Linked DNA regions of Homo sapiens: region 2 is linked to region 1. A link is a loop called in an ENCODE intact Hi-C map of the cell type or tissue named here. Cell type or tissue: transverse colon. All regions are shown on one strand. Each heading gives the region's core, and the rest is flanking DNA. Links, peaks and the distances in the headings are about the cores only. Region 1 has its middle 33 kb from the start of TCF3. Region 2 overlaps MBD3 (methyl-CpG binding domain protein 3).

The links. Hi-C counts contacts between places; a loop is a spot of excess contacts. Peaks named below come from ENCODE experiments on the same cell type or tissue, not always from the same donor. Only the 100,000 strongest peaks of a DNase experiment are listed, where the experiment ranks them.
Region 2: a loop joins it to region 1, with 22 times the contacts of the local background. A loop is called at or near these places in 4 of 110 quality-filtered maps.

The regions. Positions count from the first base shown.
Region 1 is chr19:1,679,819-1,690,674 of GRCh38, forward strand. No RefSeq gene overlaps it. Among named protein-coding and RNA genes, the nearest start is that of TCF3, 33 kb to the left of the region's middle. RefSeq lists an enhancer at 10,631-10,856. In transverse colon, for the core only: no CTCF peak of the experiment used is centred there; no DNase peak of the experiment used is centred there; H3K27me3 peaks cover 4,760 bases.
Region 2 is chr19:1,578,603-1,583,602 of GRCh38, forward strand. MBD3 (methyl-CpG binding domain protein 3) reads right to left here. Exons shown (of 7, transcript NM_001281453.2): 4 at 4,020-4,110; 5 at 2,490-2,667. Among named protein-coding and RNA genes, the nearest start is that of MBD3, 12 kb to the right of the region's middle. In transverse colon, for the core only: no CTCF peak of the experiment used is centred there; no DNase peak of the experiment used is centred there.

The DNA of each region.
Region 1 (10,856 bases), core at 2,570-7,569:
GTCCCAGCTACTCAGGAGGCTGAGGCAGAATGGTGTGAACCCAGGAGGTGGAGCTTGCAGTGAGCCGAGATCATGCCAGTGCACCCCAAAAAAAAAGGAGGTGCATTCAACAAAAGGACCCCTAAATACAGCAGTATAGCCCAGGGTGGGGCCGGCAGGCAGAGAAGCGACCCCCCGGGGCAGCTGCCAAGGGCCCAACACGGGCTGGGGTCAGGGAGGGCTTCCTGGAGGAGGGGACACTTGAGCTGTGGCCTGAGGTGAGCAGGAGCTCAGAGAGTAGACAGCACTTCTGGTACAGGAAGGAGGAGGACAGCGCCCTGAGGCCGGAACCAGGCTGTGGGGAAGCAAGACCGGACACTGGAGCTGGAGGCTGGGCCATGCAGGGTCCCGTGGGCTGCGTTGAGGACGTGGGTCTTTTTCTGGGGTGCACTGGGAGCCACAGGAGGCTGTTGTGAACAGAGTCATGTTTCCTTGTTTCTTTTTCCCTTCTTTTTTTTTTTTTTAGAGATAGGATTTTGCAAATTAGCCGGGCATGGTGGCGCGTGCCTGTAAGCCCAGCTACTAAGGAGGCTGAGGCAGGAGAATCACTTCAACCTGGGAAGTGGAGGTTGCAGTGAGCCGAGATCACGCCGTTGCACTCCAGCCTGGGCAACAGAGAAAGACTCAGTCTAAAAAAAATTTAAAAAAAAAAAAAAAAAAGAGAGAGAGAGATGGGGTCTTCCTATGTTGCCCAGACTGGTCTTGAACTCCTGGACTCAAGTGATCCTCCCGTCTTGGCCTCCCAAAGCTCTGGGCACTCTTGTCACCCAGGCTGGAGTGCAATGGTGCAGCCTTGGCTCACTACATCCTCTGCCTCCCAGGTTCAAGCAGTTCTCCTGCCTCAGCCTCTTGAGTAGCTAGGATTACAGGCATGCGCCACCACGCCTGGCTAATTTTTGTATCTTTAGTAGAGATGGGGGTTTCACCATGTTGGTCAGGCTGGTCTCGAACTCCTGACCTCAGGTGATCCTCCTGCCTCAGCCTCCCAAAGTGCTGGGAGTACAGGCGTGAGCCACCGCACCCGGGCCTAAAGTCATGTTTTTTAAGCCACCAGCCCTGGTGGCTTCCAGGGAAGGGCTGTTGGAGGCAGATGGGGAGGCTGGAAGGCTGGGTTGAGGCTGAGTCAAGTCCACGCAGATGGTCTCTGCCAGGCGACTGTGTCAGAGATGGAGAGACAGGGAGAGACAGGCAAGGTTTGCCTTCCTGCCCAGCTTCTGTGACCCAGGGGGCAGCTGGACGGCTGGGCAGGGGTCTGGGGACCAAGGGGTGCAGGGCAGTGGCCGTGGCCCTGCCGGCCCCTCCACAGCAGTAATTAAGGGCTCCCGGCGTCCCCGCGGCGTGATGTATGTGTACCTTAACTAATCATTTATTAGGTCACTGATGGTTCGTCAATATTAATTCATTTATTTAAACAACTCAGCTCTGTAATGAAGATGTTGTCTGAGAGGGGAGGCTAGTTGGTGGCGGGGCCAGGATGCAGAAAGGGGGCTCAGATTTGGGTCTTAGGGTGGCCTCAAGAAATGTCAGCTGGGCACGGTGGCACATGCCTGTAATCCCAGCACTTTGGGAGGTTGAGGCGGGAGGAGGACTTGAGCCTAGGAGTTTGAGAACAGTCTGTGCAACATTGAGACCACATCTCTACAAAAAAAAAAAAAGAAAAATTTAAATACAGGCCAGGCGCAGTGGCTTACTCCTATAATCCCAGCACTTTGGGAGGCCGAGGCGTGTGGATCACATGAAGCCAGGAGTTCAAGACCAGCCTGGTCAACATGGTGAAACCCCATCTCTACTAAAAATACAAAAATTAGCCAGGTGTGGTTGGCGTGCACCTGTAATCCCAGCTACTCGGGAGGCGGAGGCAGGAGAATCACTTGAACCCAGGAGGCGGAGGTTGCAGCGAGCTGAGATCACACCACTGCACTCCAGCCTGGGTGATAGAGCGAGACTCTGTCTCAAAAATTAAAAAAAATATATAAAATAAATTAAAAATACAAAAATTTTTTTTAGCTGGGTGTGGTAGTGTGTGCCTGTAGTCCCAGCTACTGGGGAGGCTGAGATGGAAGGATCACTTGAGCGTGGAGGTTGAGGCTGCAGTGAGCTATGATTGCACCACTGCACTCCAGCCTGGGCCACACAGCAAGACCCTGTATCAAAAAAAAAAAAAAAGGAATCATGCCTGTAATCCCAGCACTTTGGGAGGCCGAGGTGGGTAGATCACCTGAGGTTAGGAGCTCGAGACCAGCCTGGCCAACATGGCGAAACCCCATCTCTACTAAAAATACAAAAAATTAGCTGGGCAGGGTGGTGGGCTACTTGGGAGGCTGAGGCAGGAGAATTGCTTGAACCAGGGAGGCGGAGGTTGCAGTGAGCTGAGATCGTGCCACTGCACTCCAGCCTGGGCAACAGAGTGGGACTCTGTCTAAAAAATAAAATAAAATAAAATAAAATAAAATAATAATTAAATAATCAGATGACACCCCTACCCTGCTCAAGAATAGTCCATGGCTCCCCAGTGCCCTGAGGAGAAAACCCACACTCATCCGACCCTGGGTGACCTTTGCGGCTCCGTCTTCACTCACTCTCCACTCACTGTCTCCCTTTGCCCATTGCTACTGCTGGAAACTTCCCAGCTCCTTCCCGCCACATGGACTCTGCCCTTGCTGTGCCCTCGCCTGGGAGCCGCCGTCCCGCATCTCCTCCCGGCTCCTTCACTCCCTGGGGTCTCAGCGTCAGTGTCATCTCCCAGAAGCACCTTCTCCAATCTCCCCAGTCCCAGGGCCCCCAGCACCTCCCCGTCACCCATGATCCTGTTTGATTTCCCTCCGAGATCTTCTTGGTGATGTACGGGTTTAGCTGTTTATCGTCTGTTTTTCCTCCATCTTCACCTTGGTCTGTCCCAGAGAGTAGATGGCACTCAGCTGCTGCTGCCCCTCCACAGCAGACATTTCTGGGGCCCCGTATTTTGGCTCCTTGGCCCCCGTTGCTGGTTCCCTGCAGGCGCTGGGTGCCTCCTCCGGGTCTCCGGGTTTTTTGTTTCGTGTTTGTTTTGAGACGGAGTCTCGCTCTGTCACCCAGGCTGGAGTGCAGTGGCGCGATCTTGGCTCACTGTAAGCTCCGCCTCCCGGGTTCACACCATTCTCCTGCCTCAGCCTCCTGAGTAGCTGGGATTACAGGCACCTGCCACCACTCCTGGCTACTTTTTTGTATTTTTTGGTACAGACGGGGTTTCACCGTGTTAGCCAGGATGGTCTCGATCTCCTGATCTCGTGATCCACCCGCCTCGGCCTCCCAAAGTGCCGGGATTACAGGCGTGAGCCACCTATTTATTACATTTTTAATAGAGATGGGGTTCCACCATGTTGGCCAGGCCGGTCTCGAGCTCCTGACCTCAGGTGATCTGCCTGCCTTGGCCTCCCGAAGTGCTGGGAGCCACCACACCTGGCCACTGCCAATTTTATAGATGAGGAAACAGAGGGGCAGCAGTTAGCAGGCTTGCCCAGCAGGCACTAATAATAATAATAATAATAATAATAATAATAATAATAATAATAGGCAGGGTGCGGTGGCTCACGCCTGTAATCCCAGCACTTGAGGTCAGGAGTTTGAGACCAGCCTGGTCAACATGGTGAAACCCCGTCTCTACTAAAACACAAAAATTAGCCAGGAGGGATGGTGCACACCTGTAATCCCAGCTACTCGGGAGGCTGAGGCAGGAGAATCACTTGAACCCGGGAGGCAGAGGTTGCAGTGAGCTGAGATCACACCACTGCACTCCAGCCTGGGCAACAGAGTGAGACTCTGTCTCAATAATAATAATAATAGTAGTAATATTAATAATAAGGCTGGGTGTGGTGGCTCGCACTTGTAATCCCAGCAGTTTGGGGGGCTGAGGAAGGAGGATCGCTTGAGCCCAGGAGTTCGAGACCAGCCTGGACAACACAGGGAAACCCCTTGTCTCTACAAACAATACAACAAATTAGCCGGGCATGCATCTGAACTCCCAGCTACTCTGAGGCGGAAGGATCGCCTGAACCTGGGAGATTGAGGGTGCAGTGAGCTAAGATTGCACCACTGCACTCCAGCCTGGGCCACCAGAGTGAGACCCTGTCTCAAAATAATAACGATAATGGTAAAAACCCTTACTACACGGCTGTCATGCGAACTGTGTCAGCTGTTCGTTCATTCATTCATTCATTCATTCACTCGGACACCCAGGTGTCTGAATCTCTTTGTGCTCAGACCCCACCCTGGAGGATTTGGAGCCTGAGTGGGTGCATCCCGGGCATGGTCTGGACAGAGCTGGACACCGGCATTCCCGGCTCTGTGCAGTCAGGGTGGGATCAGAGGGAGAGACCTGAGATTGGGGAATAGGGGCAGAGGGGCTGAGGGCTGGGCCTGGGGGGGATGGGAGGGCTGCAGGGAGTGGGGCTTGGAGGATGAGTGGGGGACATCGGCTAAGGGAAGCAGGAAGGGACCCCTGGCAGAGACCGGCACGTGCAAAGGCTCGGAGATGTGAAGGGGCAGCCCTAGAGACTCCTCCGGGCTGGAGTGCAGCGGTGCCGTCTCAGCTCACTGCAGCCTCCACCTCCCGGACTCAGCCTCCCGAGTAGCTGGAACTACAGGTGCCACCATAGCAGGGCAATATCTTAACTTTTTTGTGGAGATGGGGTCTCACCATGTTGCCCAGGCTGGACTTGAGCTCCTGGCCTCAAGTGATAGTCCCGCCTCGGTCTCCCAAAGTTCCAGTTAGGGATTCTGATCTGGGGAGGGCACTGGGGAGCCACGCAGGGTCTCAAGCAGGGGGAGGGATGTGTCCCAACTGGCCTTCAAGAGTGATCGCTGCACTCTGAGTACAAGTGGGAGCATTCGAAGTTCCATTAGCAAGCTCCGGTTTGGCAAGCATGGATTGAGCACCTACTGTGTGCCCGTCTTTGGCCTCAGCCTTAGAGGCCAGATCACACGAAGGCTTGTGGGCACGCAGTTGGGGGCCAGCCCCACAGGCGAGTCCAGGCTTTCAAATCAGGAATCCCCCTGCCCTGTCTGCACTGGTGGAAACTGCTGAAGCCGTCAGGAGCTGGGAGCCGGCTCTTGGTGGCTTGATAGTGTGCGATGGGCCAGTGTAGGCTCCATCCCAGGCTGGACACCGGTCAGTCCCCAGAGGAAGTATCGCCGAGTCTGGGGGTGGCCCTGGCGCACGTGCAGAACCTCTCAGCCACTCTGATGGTGCTTAAGGCAGGCGGTCAGGGTATTCAAGTTAACTTCCTCTTAAACAGACTTAATTAGTGTTCTCCAGTCCCACATAAATTAATCGTGGCCGGCCACGGAGGCTGAAACACCCGATCGATGGGGTGGCTCGGCGACGGCCAGGAATTCTCCGTCTCATCCGTCACCACAGCACCGGCTGATAACGGCTCACGGCTTTATCTTCTCCAACCTGGCATGACCAGCCGGGGGAAGGCGGCCAGAGGGGTCTGGGGGGGTGCTGGCTGCTCTCTGAGCCTCAGTTTCCACTTCTACAGGATGGGATCGTGCTCCCACAATAGCAGATTGGCAAAGGGGCTGGAAAACAGCTAATAATAACAACTTGGCCAGGCGCAGTGGCTCACACCTGTAATTCCAGCACTATGGGAGGCTGAAGTGGGAGAATCTCTTGAGCCCAGGAGTTGGAGACCAGCCTGGGCAACAGAGCAAAACCTGTTGCACAAAAAAATAAAAAAAATATTGGCCGGACGTGGTGGCTCACACCTGTAATCCCAGCACTTTGGGAGGCCGAGGCAGGCGGATCACAAGGTCAGGAGTTTGAGACCAGACTGACCAACATGGTGAAACCCTGTCTCTACTAAAAATACAAAAATTAGCCGGGTGTGGTGGTGCATGCCTGTAATCTCAGCTACTCAGGAGGCTGAGGCAGGAGAATCGCTTGAACCAGGGAGGCAGAGGTTGCAGTGAACCAAGATCACGCCATTGCACTTCAACCTGGGTGACAGAGTGAGACTCCATCTAAAAGTAAATAAATAAATAAAAACCAAAAAATATTTACCCAAACATGGTGGTACGTGCCTGTAGTCCCAGCTACCCAGGAGTCTAAGGTGGGAAGATCACTTGAGGCCAGGAGTTTGAGACCAGCCTGGACAACATAGCAAGACCCCACCTCTACAAAAAAATTAAAAAATAATTAGCAGAATTTGGTGGTGCATGCCTGTAGTCCCAGCTACTCTGGAGGCTGAGGTTGGAGGACTGCTTGAGCCCAGGAGATAGTGACTGCAGTGAGCCGTGATCGCACCACTGCACTACAGCCTGGGCGACAGAGTGAGACTGTCTCTCAAAAACAAAACAAACAAACAAGAAAAATAGTGTAACAACCACCGCATAGGGTCATGTGGCTGACCCCAGTGCTAAGCATCATCTAATTTATTTTAACTAATTAATTAATGATTTATTTATTTGAGACGAGTTTCACTGTTGTTGCCCAGGCTGGAGTGCAATGGAGCCATCTCAGCTTAGAACAACCTCCGCCTCCCGGGTTCAAGCAATGCTCCTGCCTCAACCTCCTGAGTAGCTGCAACTACAGGCATGAGCCACCACGCCCAGCTAATTTTTATATTTTTTGGTAGAGACGAGGTTTCACCATGTTGTCCAGGCTGGTCTCCAACTCTTGGCCTTAAGTGATCCGTCCACCTCGGCCTCCCAGAGTGCTGGGATTCCAGGCGGGAGCCACCGCGCCTGGCCAGTATCATTTCCTTTAATCCCCACAAGAGGCCTGCAGGGCCCTCCATTCTTCTCTCCTTTTCCAGCGTTGAGTGACCCCTGTGAGGTCCCACCACCGGCAAATGGCTTTGTCTGGATTTGAATCCAGTGAGGAGCCCCAGAACCTCAGCCTCAAGGGTCTGGGATTTTGTGGATAAGGGCTGCAGTGGTAGAGACTGCATAGCTGCTATATCTCACCCGGCACGCAGGAGCGGCTGAGGCCACCCTAGAAGGCTCTGCACCCCAGTCTTCAGGCATCCATGGATTTGAAGGCGGGGCTAGGGGGGATTCCAGGAGGTGCCGGGTGCAGGCAGTTCACGGGGGACCCCTCCGGATGAGCCCAGCCAGGCTGATGTTCGTGCCCCTGGGGTCTGGAGGTCCTCCCTCCGAGTGGGACCGAAACCTACATTCGAGACTGTCTATACAAAGGTATTGCGAATCCCTGCTGCACACCAACCCCTGGGCTGGGGGCTTCGGGGGCTGTGGGCACGGTCGTCATCACAGTGGACATGACCTCTTTTCATGGAAGAGAAAAACCAATGAATGTCCAATGAGAAAACCACGGAGGGGGCCGGGCGCGGTGGCTCATGCCTGTAATCCCAGCACTTTGGAAGGCCGAGGTGGGTGGATCACCTGAGGTCAGGAATTCGAGACCAGCCTGCCCAACATTTTTGGTAGAGTAGTACCCTGTCTCTACTAAAATACAAAAAATTAGCCGGGCGTGGTCATGGGCGCCAGTAATCCCAGCTACTTGGGAGGCTGAGGCAGGAGAATCGCTTGAACCTGGGAGGCAGAGGTTGCAGTGAGCCGAGATCGCACCACTGCACTCCAGCCTGGGTGACAAGAGCAAAACTTCGTCACACACACACACACACACACACACACACACACACACACACACACAAGAAAACCACGGAGGGGTCAGAGAGGGCTTCCTGGAGGAGGGGGCGTAAGACCTGGAGGAAGAAGGGCCAAGAGGGAGGGGTGGCCAAGGGCCTATCATTGTCCCCAAGAGGAGAAGAAGAGTGGGGTTGCTATGAAGCAGTTCTAGAAAACCTATGATCAGGGATTATGCCTGTAATCCTAGCACTTTGTGAGGCCGAGGTGGGTGGATCACCTGAAGTCAGGAGTTCGAGACCAGCCTGGCCAACATGGTGAAACCCCGTCTCTACTAAAAATACAAAAATTAGCCGGGCGTGGTGGCGGGCGCCTGTAATCCCAACTACTTGGGAGGCTGAGGCAGGAGAATCGCTTGAACCCGGGAGGCTGAGGTTGCAGTGAGCTGAGATTGTGCCACGGCACTCCAGCATGGGCGACAGAGCCAGACTCTGTCTCAAAAAACACAAACAAAACAAGAGAAAACATGTGATCAGAAAAGCCCCCAAACCTGGAGCCACTCCGGAGCTGGGGGAGCCGAATGGGTGGGATGGATAGGGCGTGGCCGCATCGGAGGGCGACTGACGAGGGGGCGGGGCCAAGTGAGTGAGGCTTTTGTGGAGGGGCGGGGCCAAACGCGCTAACTGCATGTGGACGTCGTCTATAGGGGCCGGCTTTCCCAGGGGGCGTGGCCTGCGTGCGACAGGGCCAAGGTGGGGCCCAGGCAGGTTCTCCCCTCTTTGAGGACCAGGCCTAAAGCAGCAAAGACCCATCCACCCAAGGAGTTGTTGAGACCCCGTAGACCTTTGCTAGGTGTGGATGACCTCCAGCCCTGTGGGACCAGAATGGGGTGGGAGAGGGAGACCCGGAGCTGAGGAGGACCCGGAGGGTACCTCGGAAGCTCTGCCTGGGATCGGGGAGGGCTCCTGAAGGAGGCGGCTTTGAGGATACAGAGGACAGCCAGCTGACAAGACAGAGAGGGTGCATGTGCAAAGGCCTTGAGACACCAGCAGAGTAAAAGCCAGTTTGCCTGGAGCAGGGTGCATGGTGCGTGGAAGAGCCTGGGAGACCAGGTGGAGACGGGGACAGGGCGGGGATTTGTGCTTTCCGGAGAAGTGGAGAAGCCATGGGGGCTTCTGGCAGGTGGAGATGGGCAACGATGCAGTTCGTATAAAAATATAAAAATTAGGGCAGGGTGCGGTGGCTCACACCTATAATTCCGCACTTTGGGAGGCCGAGGCAGGTGGATCGCCTGAGGTCAGGGGTTTGAGACCAGCCTGGCCAACATGGTGAAACTCCAGACTTTGAAAAGTCCCTTCTGGCCGGGCGCGGTGGCTCACGCCTGTAATCTCAGTACTTTGGGAGGCTGAGGCAGGTGGATCAACTGAGGTCAGGGGTTTGAGACCCACCTGGCCAACATGGTGAAACCCTGTCTCTACTAAAAATACAAAAAATTAGCCAGGCGAGGTGGCAGGTGCCTGTAATCCCAGCTACTCGGGAGGGTGAGGCAGGAGAATCGCTTGAAGCCGGGAGGCAGATGTTGCAGTGAGCCGAGATCACGCCATTGCACTCCAGCCTGGGCGACAGAGCCAGACTCTGTCTCAAAAAAAAAAAAAAAAGTCATTTCTTGGACTACCTGGAGGGCAGGAGGGGAGACAAAAGGAGGTCTGGGAGCAACGTCCAGGCTGGGGGCAAGGGGTGCTGAGGACTGCGGAGGGCTGCAGAGGTGGGGAGAAGTCGCTAGATTAGAAACAGATTTTTTTTTTTTTTTGAGACAGGGTCTCACTCTGTCTCCCAGGCTGGAGTGCAGTGGCTCAAACACAGCTCACTGTGCCAGCCTCGGCCTCCTGGGCCCAAGTGATCCTCCCACCTCAGCCTCCAGAGGAGCTGGGACCACAGGTGCACACCGCCAGGTCTGATTTTTTTTTTTTTTTTTAAGGCAGAGCCTCATTCTGTCACCCAAGCTGGAGTGCGATGGCGCGATCTCGGCTCACTGCAACCTCTGCCTCCCGGGTTCAAGCGATTCTCCTGCCTCAGCCTCCTGAGTAGTTGGGATTACAGGCATGCACCACCATGCCCGGCTATTTTTTTTTTTTTTAGACGGAGTCTGGCTCTGTCACCAGGCTGGAGTGCAATGGCATGATCTCGGCTAACTGCGACCTCTGTCTCCAGGGTTCAAGCGATTCTCCTGCCTCAGCCTCCCAAGTAGCTGGGACTACAGGCATATGCCACCATGCCCAGCTAATTTTTTGTATCTTTAGTAGAGACGGGGTTTCACCATGTTGGCCAGGCTGGTCTTGAACTCCTGACCTTGTGATCCACCTGCCTCAGCCTCCCAAAGTGTTGGTACTACATGGTGAGCCACCATGCCCAGCCTAATTTTTGTATTTTTAGTAGAGTAGAGACTGGGTTTCTTTTTTTTTTTTTTTTTTTGAGACAAAGTCTCACTCTGTCGCCCAGGCTGAAATGCAGTGGCGCGATCTCGGCTCACTACAAGCTCCACCTCCCAGGTTCACGCCATTCTCCTGTCTCAGCCTCCGGAGTAGCTGGGACTACAGGCGCCCACCATCACGCCCGGCTAATTTTTTTTTATATTTTTAGTAAGACGGGGTTTCACCGTGTTAGCCAGGATGGTCTCGATCTCCTGACCTCGTGATCCGCCCGCCTCGGCCTCCCAAAGTGCTGGGATTACAGGCGTGAGCCACCGCGCCCGGCGAGACTGGGTTTCACCATGTTTGCCAGGATGGTCTCGAACTTCTGACCTCATGATCAGCCCGACTCGGTCTCCTAAAGTGTTGGGATTACAGGTGTGAGCCACCGCGCCCGGCCTGATTTTTTATTTTTTGTTAGAGACGGGGGTCTCTCTGTGTTGCTCAGGCTGATCTCAACCCCCTGGCCTCAAGCGATCCTCCCACCTCAGCCTCCCAACGTGCTGGGATTACAGGCGTGAGCCACTGCGCCCGACAGACAGTTGGCATTTCTTTCTGGAGCCGCCTGGTAGGAAGGAGGAGGTTGGCAGTTTGAGGACAATTTTGCATGAGTTTGGAAATTGGTGGTCTGGGGGAGGCTGAGGCCGGATTCCCTGTAAGCCTTCTAGAGGCAGCCGGACCCGAGTTCAGACCCTCTGTGGGCCTTGGGCAAGCTGCTTGGCTTCTCAGAGCCTCAGTTTCCCCATCTGTGAGACAGGTGATTTG
Region 2 (5,000 bases), core at 1-5,000, 100 kb before region 1:
AACGTGGGGACCTCAGCTGGGAGGGGAGGCCCGAGGGATCCACAGGCACCCCCCCAGGACCAGCCCTGGCCCGTGCCACCCCTCCCTTCACAATCCACGCAGAGAATGACCGGCTGCCGCTGGCCATCGCCAGCGTCCGCCACCCTCCCAGATGGCCCCCCTGCCACCTCTACTGGGACCAAGGGAGGGGCCTGACCCTTCAGTCCCCAGACTTGGCCCTGAGCCTCCCCGGGGCTCAGCTGTGTAAACCCTTGCTCCTGTCCCTTGACAGGCACTGAGTGGGGCAGGAAAACCCTCACCAGGCCAGGTAGAGGCTCATGCCTGTAATCCCAGCACTTTGGGAGGCCGAGGTGGGCAGATCACTTGAGGTCAGGCGTTCGAGACCAGCCTGACCAACATGACGAAACCCCATCTCTACTAAAAATATAAAAATTAGCTGGGCGTGGTGGCGGCCGCCTGTAGTCCCAGCTACTTGGGAGGCTGAGGCAGGAGAATCACTTGAACCCGGGAGGCGGAGGTTGCAGTGGGCTGGGATGGCGCCATTGCACTCCAGCATGGGCAACAGAGCCAGATTCTGCCAAAAAAAAAAAAAAAAAAAAAAAAAAAAGCAAGCCTCACCAAAATCAGCTACCATCAGCCCGCAGCAGCCCCCACCCTCGCAGGCCGGGGGTCACCTTTCCGCTGCCCACTATGCACCAGCGTGTACTCCTTTACCATGGCTCGGGCGGCCTGAGAAAAAGAATCCACACCCTCGTCTCAACCCACCACCAGGGATGGGGGGCCTCCTCCTCGGGGCCTACAAGCTGATGCCAGGCACTCCAGGGTGGCCGCTCCTCTGCCTGCCGCCTCCGGGGCCGCAGCACGTGCTTCTGCCCACCTCCCTCTCCGGCTGCCCAAAGAGCCCGTCTCTGTTCTGCTTTCAGTCCCAGGCAAAGCTGACTTTGTTTCTCCCCAGTTGTGGCCGAGGCTCAGCCGCCCCCTGCCTCCGGGGTCTCTCTCCAGCGGCTCCTGCAGACCTGAGCTGCTCCCTCTCACTCTGTCCCCACCACCCGGAACACCCTGGCTCACCTACTCGACTGCAGCCACCACCTGCTCGTCATCTTTCCAGACAGGACCCTACCTCCTGCGGAACCCACCACCGAGTTCCTCATTTCAATGCCCTTTTCTATTTCTATAAGTTCTTATTTTATTTTTTTAACTCTGTCACCCAGGTTGAATTGCAGTGGCAGGATCTCAACTCCGCCTCCCAGGCTCCAGTGATTCTCCTGCCTCAGCCTCCCGAGTACCTGGGACTACAGGCATGTGCCAAAACACCCAGCTAATTATTTTATTTTTAGTGGAGACGGGGTTTCACCATGTTGGCCAGGCTGGTCTTCAACTCCTGACCTCAGGTGATCCTCCCGCCTCGGCCTCCCAAAGTGCTGGGATTACAGGCGTCAGCCACTGTGCCCGGCCTTATTTCTGCAAGTTCTGCAGGGCTTTTAATGATCTGTCTGCTATTTTTCACAGTCTTGTTCTTTTCTTTTGTTGACAATTCTTCCTATTTCACCATCTTCATTTCGGGAAGTTCTCTGAGCGCGCAGAGAGTGTAAATGGACCTCAAACCCAAAAGAGGGGGCCCAGAGGTACCACGGCCGGAGGAGGATGCCGCCAGCCGCTCCGGATGGAACCCTTGGCGCCCACAGTTTGTGTGCTTGTGGGGGTGGCGTCTCAGGTCCATCTGTTCACCCTGTGTGGGGGCACAGGGTCTCTTCTTGTGCCCAGGGGCCTTTAACCCCGGCTGCTGCCACAGGAAACCCGCATGCCCAGCGCCTCCCTGGCCGTTCCGGGTCTTGGCTCCTTCTTTCTGGAACCGTCAAGTTTCCTTTCCTTCCTCTGACCTAAGCCGTGTGCTGCACTGAACGTGAAAGGTCCCGTCTTCGCTCCAGCACTTCCAGAGTTTCCTGCAGGCGCCTCCGTCACCAGGCGGCCTTGCGTCCACTCTGCACACTGGAAGTGGGTTCGGCCCTGAGGCCCCGCAGGAGGGCCGCTCACCCCTGGGCTGCTCAGCCTCACCTGACTGTTGCCTGTTTCTGAGCGGCCGTGTTCCCTGCTGTTCGTTCCGAGGCTCTGCACATCAGAACTGCCCCTCAGCAGGCACCCAGAGCCATCTCCCTGAAGGCAGAGACTCCTGGCCTGCCCTGTCCCTCCGTCTCCAGGGCCCAACATGGAGCCCAGCACCCAGCATAGCCAGTCCTCACGGACTCAAAGGACCACACTCTTTTCAAGAACATTCCTCCAAGGGGTGCCTGGCTCGCCCTGAACCCAGGACGCGGGTGAAACGGTTCATACTGCTCCGACGATGGGTCCCCTTGCCCTGGCTGTTTCTGTTTCAAAACCCCAGCAGCATCGTGGGGAGACGGGAAGCACGCAGGCACACGGGGACACTCAGGGTCCCCACGGCCACAAGAGACAGGGTGGAGCAGCAGGGGACCAGGCCAAGGGGCTACCTGATGTCCTCGTCGGTCACCATGAAGGCTTTGCACAGGGGCTGCGTGGTGTTGAGCCATACGCCGGGGTTCTTCTCCACGGCGGCCGAGAGCTGTCCCGTGATGGGCATGGTGCTAGTGTGCAGGGCGCTGGCGATGGCCGACAGCAGCGTCTCATCCGTGCAGCCAGGTCCCACCCCTGCCAGGCAGTGGACAAACAGCCGCAAGTGGAGAGGTCACCACGGGGCAGCTGTGGCCCAGACAGGCCACGGAAATGCCCCAAGAATGGGAGCTGCCACCTTCTTGGAAGGAACCCCAACTTGGGTTCCATTTCTAAATTCCCTCTCCCGCTTGTGTTACTACATTCATAACAGAAAAAAAAGCAAGTTAGGCCAGGCGTGGCGACTCCCGCCTGTAATCCCAGCATCTTGGGAGGGCGAGGTGGGAGGACTGATTGAGCTTAGGAGTTTGAGACCAGCCTGGACAACACAGTGAGACTCCTGTCTCTACAAAATAATTCAAAAATTAGCCAGGTGTCACGCTGCATACCTGTGGTCCCAGCTACTCAGGAGGCTGTGCTGAGAGAACCACTTGAGCCCGGGAGGTAGAGGCTGCTGTGAGTAGTAACGGCGCCACTGTACTTCAGCATGGGCCACGGAGAGGCTGCCTTTTGTTTTTGAGATGGGGTCTTGCTCTGTATCTTTTTTTTTTTTTTTTGAGACGGAGTCTCCCTCTGTTGCCCAGGAGAGTGCAGTGGTGCGATCTCGGCTCACTGTAAGCTCCGCCTGCCAGGTTCACGCTATTCTCCTGCCTCAGCCTCCCAAGTAGCTGAGACTACAGGCGGCCGCCACTACACCCGGCTAATTTTTTGTATTTTTAGTAGAGACAGGGTTTCACCATGTTAGCCAGGATGATCTCGATCTCCTGACCTCATGATCCGCCCGCCTTGGCCTCCCAGAGTGTTGGGATTACAGGCGTGAGCCACTGCACCTGGCCTTGCTCTGTATTTTCTGTAGAGATGGGGTCTCACTATGTTGTCCAAGCTGGTCTTAAACTTCTGAGATCAAGTGAAACTCCTGCCCCAGCCCCGCCAAGTGCTGGGATTATAGGTGTGAGCCACTGTACCCAGCCGACCCTGTCTCAAAAAACAACCACCAAAACCATGCAAGAGCTGCATTCTTTGTTCTGTGGTGTGGACGTGCTGGGAGAGTACAGAAGCAAAGTCAGCTGTCCTTGTTTGTTTATTTAGGATCTCCATGGCAAAACTGCACGTCCTGCAGGTGAAAACAGCCCCAGGCCTGCGCCACACCTGGAAGCCACAAAGCCCCACCCGCAGGGTCTCCAAGGTCAAGAATGAAGGGCCCAGCCCAAGCGCCCTTACCCATCCCCAACCCCACTGGGTCCCCTCCTCCTGCCCCAGTCGCTGGCAGATTTGCCCTAAGCACCCAAAGCAGGAACAGCCATCCACCCTGCCAGGAGATGAGGGCACCTGCAGCACCTCCACCCCACCCGGCACATCCCCTTCCGCCTCCCCTCAGGGTGCCCGCTCACCCTGCAGGCCCTTGGGGAGGTCCATGGTCTTGACCAGCTCCTCAGCAATGTCGAAGGCGTTCAGGCCGCTCAGCTTCTTCTCCCAGAAGAGCTGCCCCAGACACATATGTGAACCTCAAGAGTGGCCCTGCCCTCTCCCCACTCCAGGTCCTTGCTGGGCTCCAGGGAGGCCCACCTGGCCTCCTTGCCCCATGTGGGTCCCAATGGGGCATCTCCCCTCCCACTGCCTTGGGTCTCCAGACCCTGCCCAGGCTTTCCACAGCCAGGGATCCAGTGGACGTTTGTAAATAAGAATAAAAAATACACATGGGGTGGCTCACGCCTGTAATCCCAGCACTTTAGGAGGCCGAAGTGGGTGGATCACCTGAGGTCAGGAGTTTGAGACCAGCCTGGTCAACATGGTGAAACCCCTTATCTACTAAAAATACAAAAAAAAGTCCGGTGTGGTGACGGGCGCCTGTAATCCCAGCTACTTGGGAGGCTGAGGCAGGAGAATCACTTGAACCCAGGAAGTGGAGGTTGCAGTGAGCTGAGACCGCACCATTGCACTACAGCCTGGACAACAAGAGCAAAACTCCATCTCAAAAAAGAAAAAAAAAAAAAAAAATTAGCCGTGCATTGTGACGGGTACCTGAAATCCCAGCTACTTGTGAGGCTGAGGTGGAAGGATCACTTGAACCCAGTTGAAACCAGGAGGCAGAGGTTGTAGTGAGTTAAGATCCTGCCACTGCACTCCAGCCTGGGTGACAGAGCGAGACTCTGTCACAAAAAAAAAAAAAAAAAAAAGAAAAAACAAAAAGAAAATACACACGGTTCTCAGGTTTTTAAGAAGTAGGTTACACAGTCACATATGGGCAGTCAACCCCCTGTATCTGTGGGTTCCATAACCACACACCCAACCAGCGGCAGACTGAAAATATTTGGGGGGAAAAAAAATAAATAAATACAACAACTGGCCAGGTGAGTTGGCTCACACCTGTA